Regions from separate parts of the Homo sapiens genome. Here region 1 is linked to region 2. A link is a loop called in an ENCODE intact Hi-C map of the cell type or tissue named here. Cell type or tissue: psoas muscle. All regions are shown on one strand. Links, peaks and the distances in the headings refer to the core of each region. The heading gives the core; the rest is flanking DNA. Region 1 overlaps MYDGF (myeloid derived growth factor). Region 2 overlaps LOC124904620 (a long non-coding RNA gene).

The links. A loop is a pair of places that touch in the nucleus more often than their neighbours do. Peaks named below come from ENCODE experiments on the same cell type or tissue, not always from the same donor. Only the 100,000 strongest peaks of a DNase experiment are listed, where the experiment ranks them.
Region 1: it touches region 2 in a loop (2.8-fold over the local background); 10 of 110 quality-filtered maps call a loop at or near these places.

Annotation. Positions count from the first base shown.
Region 1 is chr19:4,659,227-4,662,027 of GRCh38, reverse strand. It overlaps MYDGF (myeloid derived growth factor), which reads left to right. Exons shown (of 6, transcript NM_019107.4): 4 at 1,278-1,359; 5 at 2,025-2,097. Among named protein-coding and RNA genes, the nearest start is that of MYDGF, 9.7 kb to the left of the region's middle. RefSeq lists enhancers at 1-558, 860-1,359. In psoas muscle, for the core only: a CTCF peak has its summit at 1,453 (motif pointing right); a DNase peak (open chromatin) is centred at 1,428.
Region 2 is chr19:4,784,106-4,786,906 of GRCh38, reverse strand. LOC124904620 (a long non-coding RNA gene) reads left to right here. Exons shown (of 2, transcript XR_007067103.1): 2 at 1,380-1,842. Among named protein-coding and RNA genes, the nearest start is that of FEM1A, 6.2 kb to the left of the region's middle. In psoas muscle, for the core only: no CTCF peak of the experiment used is centred there; a DNase peak (open chromatin) is centred at 1,576; H3K4me3 peaks cover 1,052 bases; H3K27ac peaks cover 489 bases.

The sequences.
Region 1 (2,801 bases), core at 160-2,659, 130 kb after region 2:
CAGAGAGACCCTGCAGAGGCCGCCCTGTAGTCTTGGGGAAGCCCACGGTCGCCATCGTCTGTCTGCAGGCCACTGCCCTGCATGGACCCCTGAGTGCCAGCTCCCCAGAGGGCATCTGGGCAGGTGCAGGTCTGGAGCAGTTGGGATGGTGGCTGGGCTCACCTTGAGCCTGAATCCTCCTGTCCAACCCCCACAAAAGCTCCCCAGGGGCATGCTCAGCCCCGGAGACCTGCCACCCCAGGCCTCCTCATCTCAGACAGTGACTGGACCCTCCCTGACCAGGGCTGTTGGCAGTGCTAGGGCTTAAAGAAGAATCTAGGGCTCCCTGGATACCCCCGCCCCACCCATGCACATAGAACCCCAGCCAGGGCTTCCACAGAAATGGCCCCCCTGCTGCCCCTCCATCCCCATCACACTCTCTTCACACCAGAGATGCCATCATCCCCTGCTGTCACCTTCCGACACCTTCTGCCACTCCAGTTCCTTAGAAGCCTCCGTTAGCAGCCTTCTAGAGACCTGGGCAGATGATCCTCCCCACTTCTTAAGTTAACTCCTGTACTTCCTAGTCAATGCCCTCTGAGAAGCCTTTACTGGCCTCTCATTGCCCAGCCCCAGCCCCCGTCGTAGTACCTGGATTGCTGTCAGCAACCAAGAAGCCATGTGCAGTGAATGGACATGGGGTCCTGTCCCAGAGCAGCTCCCAGCCCACAGGGGAGAGAGGCGTGTCTATGAATGAGCTGGAAGAACATTCTGGCACAAAGGGGCCAGGCACAGTGGCTCACACCTCTAATCACAGCCCTCTGGGAGGCTGAGGCGAGTGGATCACTTGAGGTCAGGGGTTCAGGCCAGGCTGGCCAACATGGTGAAACCATGTTTTTACTAAAAATACCAAAATTAGTCAGATGTGGTCGCGGGTGCCTGTACTCCCAGCTACAAGGGAGGCTAAGGCAGGAGAATCACTTAAACCCAGGAGGCAGAGGCTGCAGTGAGTGAGATTGTGCCATTGCCATCCAGCCTGGGCAACAGAGTGAGACTCGTCTCCAAAAAAAAAAAAAAAAAAAAATTCTGGCACAAAAGAAAGAGGGTCTGCTGTTGAGAGGGCCCCATCCATCCTTCCCAGTCAGCAGGTGCTCGTGCTCGGGAATGGCGTCCATGTTGAGAAGCAGGCACGAGACCTGCTGACCCCAGCCCGAGTCCCTGGCGGGGCTCCTTCCAGGGCACACAGACCCAGACCCAGCAGGCCTGGCCTGACTCCCTCGCCCCCTCTTCCTCTGCAGGCCCCAGGGGAAGTCCTATCTGTACTTCACACAGTTCAAGGCAGAGGTGCGGGGCGCTGAGATTGAGTACGCCATGGCCTACGTGAGTATCTTGGAGTGGGGCAGGCTCCGGGTGTGGCTTCTGTGCACTGGGGCAGCTGTGAGATGTCCTGCCACAAGAGGGCTCCATGGGGACAGGGAGGAGAGGGGACAGCGAATCCTGCAGAGGTAGGGTGTGTAACTTGCAGGAACCTGGCACACAGACGCCCCCAGGCCAGGGGCACGGGGGTTTGGTAACCTGTTGCTGCTGGCTTCTCTTGTATATGCCAGAAAAGACTTCTCCAGGCCAGGCGCGGCGGTTCACGCCAGTAATCCCAGCAATTTGGGAGGCTGAGGCAGGAGGATTGCTGGAGGCCAGGAATTTGATTCCAGCCTAGGCAACATAGCAAGACCCTATATCTACCAAAAGTAAAAAAAAAATAGCCAGGCGTGTTGGCATGCACCCATAGTCCCACCTACTCAGGAGGCCGCAGCAGGAGGATCACTTGAGTCCAGGACTTTGAAGCTGCAGTGAGCTATGATTGCACTGCTGCATTCCAGCCTGGACAGTAGAGTGAGGTCCTGGCTCAAAAACAAAAAAGTCTCCTCTCCATCTCTAGTAAAAGTAGAAAGCTTTAGTCTGTGCTTCTCTGGAAAGCAAACTCAATCGTTTTCCTAATGATGAGCATTGAACTGGCCCTGGTAAAGTTTCCACTCATTCTTTTTCAGTCTAAAGCCGCATTTGAAAGGGAAAGTGATGTCCCTCTGAAAACTGAGGAATTTGAAGTGACCAAAACAGCAGGTACGGAAAGATGGGGATGGGGTAGAGGTGACGCCACCCCCATCCAAGGGTGGGCAATCGGGGCAGTTTGGAGAGGGGGGTCAGCCATAGGGGTCCTGGAGACTGTAGACCAGGCATCCACAAACTGATTCTATAAAGGCCACCTCGTCAATATCTTCAGCTTTGTGGCACTGTGGGTTCTGTCTAGAGCTGTGCCATTGTGGCACAAAGCTGCTGCAGACAGTATGTCCATGCGTGGGTGTGGCTGTGTGCCACTAGAACTTTATCTTAGCTGGGCGCGGTGGCTCATGCCTGTTACCGCAGCTGCTCAGGAGGCTAAGGTGGGAGGATCATTGGAGCCCAGGAGGTCAAGACCAGCCTGGGCAACATAGCGAGACCCTGTCTCTACAAAATTTTTTTAAAAATCAGGCTGGGTGCGGTGGCTCACGCCTGTAATCCCAGCACTTTGGGAGGACGAGGCGGGCGGAACACTTGAGGTCAGGAGTTCCAGACCAGCTGGCCAACATAATGAAACCCCATCTCTACTAAAAATGCAAAAAATTAGCCAGGCGTGGTGGTGCGCACCTGTAATCCCAGCTATTCAGGAGAATTGCTGGAACCTGGGAGGTGGAGGTTGCAGTGAGCTGAGATCATGCCACTGCACTCTAGCCTGGAAGACAGCAAGATTCTGTCTCAAAAAGAAAAAAAATTAGCCGGGCATGGTG
Region 2 (2,801 bases), core at 22-2,521:
GAGCCACCGCGCCCAGCCCCCATACCCTGTTCTATGGCTCCTTGGTGGTAGCTGGAAATCATTCTTGGCTTGAATATTTACACCACAGGAAATGGGCAAATGCTAAAAATCAGCAAACCTCCTGCCTCCAACCTCCTCCCTCCAACCTCCTCCCTCCCTCCAAGCTCCTCCCTCCAACCTCCTGCCTCCAATCTCCTCCCTCCCTCCAACCTCCTCCCTCCAACCTCCTCCCTCCCTCCAACCTCGTCCCTCCCTCCAACCTCCTCCCTCCCTCCAACCTCCTCCCTCCAACCTCCTCCCTCCAACCTCCTCCCTCCCTCCAACCTCCTCCCTCCCTCCAACCTACTCCCTCCCTCCAACCTCCTCCCTCCAACCTCCTCCCTCCAACCTCCTCTCTCCCTCCAACCTCCTCCCTCTAACCTCCTCCCTCCAACCTCCTCCCTCCTTCCAACTCCCTGGGAAGTTGCAGTGAGCCAAGATCATGCCACTGAACTCCAGCCTGGGCGACAGAGAGACTCCGTCTCAACAAAACAAAACAAAACAAAACAAACAAACAAAACAGAATTTACCCCTCCAGAGTGTGCAGATGTTGGTGTATACTGACTCACAAGAGCTGATCGTTATATTTTCAGGATTTTTTTTTCCTACCAGTTGTTAATCATGGCCAATATTGAAAATTAAGACTGAGCACTGTGGCTCACACCTATAATCCCACTATTTTGGGAGGCCGAGGTGGAACGACGATCCTTTCAGCCTATTTTTCCCCCCGTAGCATACATCACTTTCCAACCTACCCTGCTGTATAATTAACAAATTTAGAATGTTTGTTCAGGGACTCTTCTCTGTCGTGTTCACTGCTGCATTCCTGTTTCTAGAACAGAGTAGGTGCTCAATAAATATCCGTGGAAGCTGGGCGCGGTGGCTCACGTCTGTAATCCCAGCAATTTGGGAGGCTGAAATGGGCGGATCACCTGAGGTCAGGAGTTCGAGACCAGCCTGACCAACATGGAGAAACCTCGTCTCTACTAAAAATACAAAAATTAACCAGGCGTGACAGCGCATGCCTGTAATCCCAGCTACTCGGGAGGCTGAGGCACAAGAATCGCTTGAACCCGGGAGGGAGAGGTTGTGGTGGGCCGAGATCGCGCCATTGCACTCCAGTCTGGGCAACAGGAGCAAAACTCCATTTCAAATAATAACAATAATAATAATAATAATAATAATAATAATAAATATCTGTGGAATGAATAAAGTCATCACCCCAGGAAGCACATTGTAACCACAGCACCACTCTGACTACTATTCTGTGGGGCGGGCACCTTCTGGAGGTCTCCACTGCTTTATTTTCTTTCATCTGATTTTTAATTTTTTTCCTGCAGCCCCGCCGGTTTCCAAGGATGCAACTATGAAGAGACACAGTGGGGGCTACGATTGGGTCGTGACTGTGGCCCACGCCAGGCGAGCGTCCCCGCCCCAGCCCCTCTGCCATCTGCGTGCCTGTTCTCCCGCTACCTGCCCCCGCGCCAGGATCCAGGCTTGCAAACGTCCCCATGCCATGCGCAGGCACATCTCGGGCGGCCAGCCAGGCACACGCTGCGGGGTGTCATTAGCTGCAGTGCCGCCTAAACGCGGCGGCCCGTGCAGAACCACGGCCAGGCCACCTGCACGGGCCAGGGAGGTGATGGGGACAGCGAGAGACATGCCAAACCCCACTGGGGGGTTGGGAGGGGAGGCGCTTTCATCCTAAGGTGACTTCCGTTTTTTTTTCTAATAAAAAAATATTTTAAACATGGGGATAAATAGAGAAAAAGACAAAATAGACCCCATCATAGCAATGCCAAAGATGAGACAGATTTATTTATTCCATAAATATCTACTGAGAGGATATTGCGTGTCTGCACCGATTCCGGAGCTGAGCTAGACCAGGGAGCAAAATAAAACAAAACGGACCCTTAAAAAAACATTTAAGGCTGCGCGCGGTGGCTCACGCCTGTAATCGCAGCACTTTGGCAGGCCGAGGCGGGCGGATCACGAGGTCAGGAGATCGAGACCATCCTGGCTAACACGGTGAAACTTCATCTCTACTAAAAATACAAAAAAAGAAATAGCCGGGCGCGGTGGCGGGCGCCTGTAGTCCCGGCTGCTCCGGAGGCTGAGGCAGGAGAATGTCATGAACCCGGGAGGCGGAGCTTGCAGTGAGCCGAGACTGTGCCACTGCACTCCAGCCTGGGCAACGGAGCGAGACTCCGTCTCAAAACAAAAAAACAAAAAAAAATTTTTTTAATTTCAATAGCTTTTGGGGTACAAGTTGTTTTTGGTTACATGGATGATTGGTAGTGGTGAAGCCTGGGATTTTAGCGCAGCCGTCACTCAGGTAGAGTACATTGTACCCAATGCGTAGTTTTCTCGTTTTGCTTTTTTCTTTTCTTTTCTTTTCTTTTCTTTCTTTTTTTTTTTTCTTAAGACAGAGTCTTGCTCTGTTGCCCAGGCTGGAGGGCCGTGGCAAGATCTCGGCTCACTGCAACCCCCAGCTGCTGGGGTCAAGTGATTCTCCTGCCTCAGCCTCCCAAGTAGCTGGGATTACAGGCGCCTGCCACCATGCCTGGCTAATTTTTGTATTTTTAGTAGAGACAGGATTTCACCATGTTGGCCAGGCTGGTCTCAAACTCCTGACCTCAGGTGATCCACCTGCCTCGGCCTCCCAAAGTGCTGGGATTACAAGTGTGAACCACAGCGTCTGGCCCCAGTATGTAGCTTTTTATCCCTCACTCTCCACTCCCTCCCCGCTTCTGAGTCTCCAC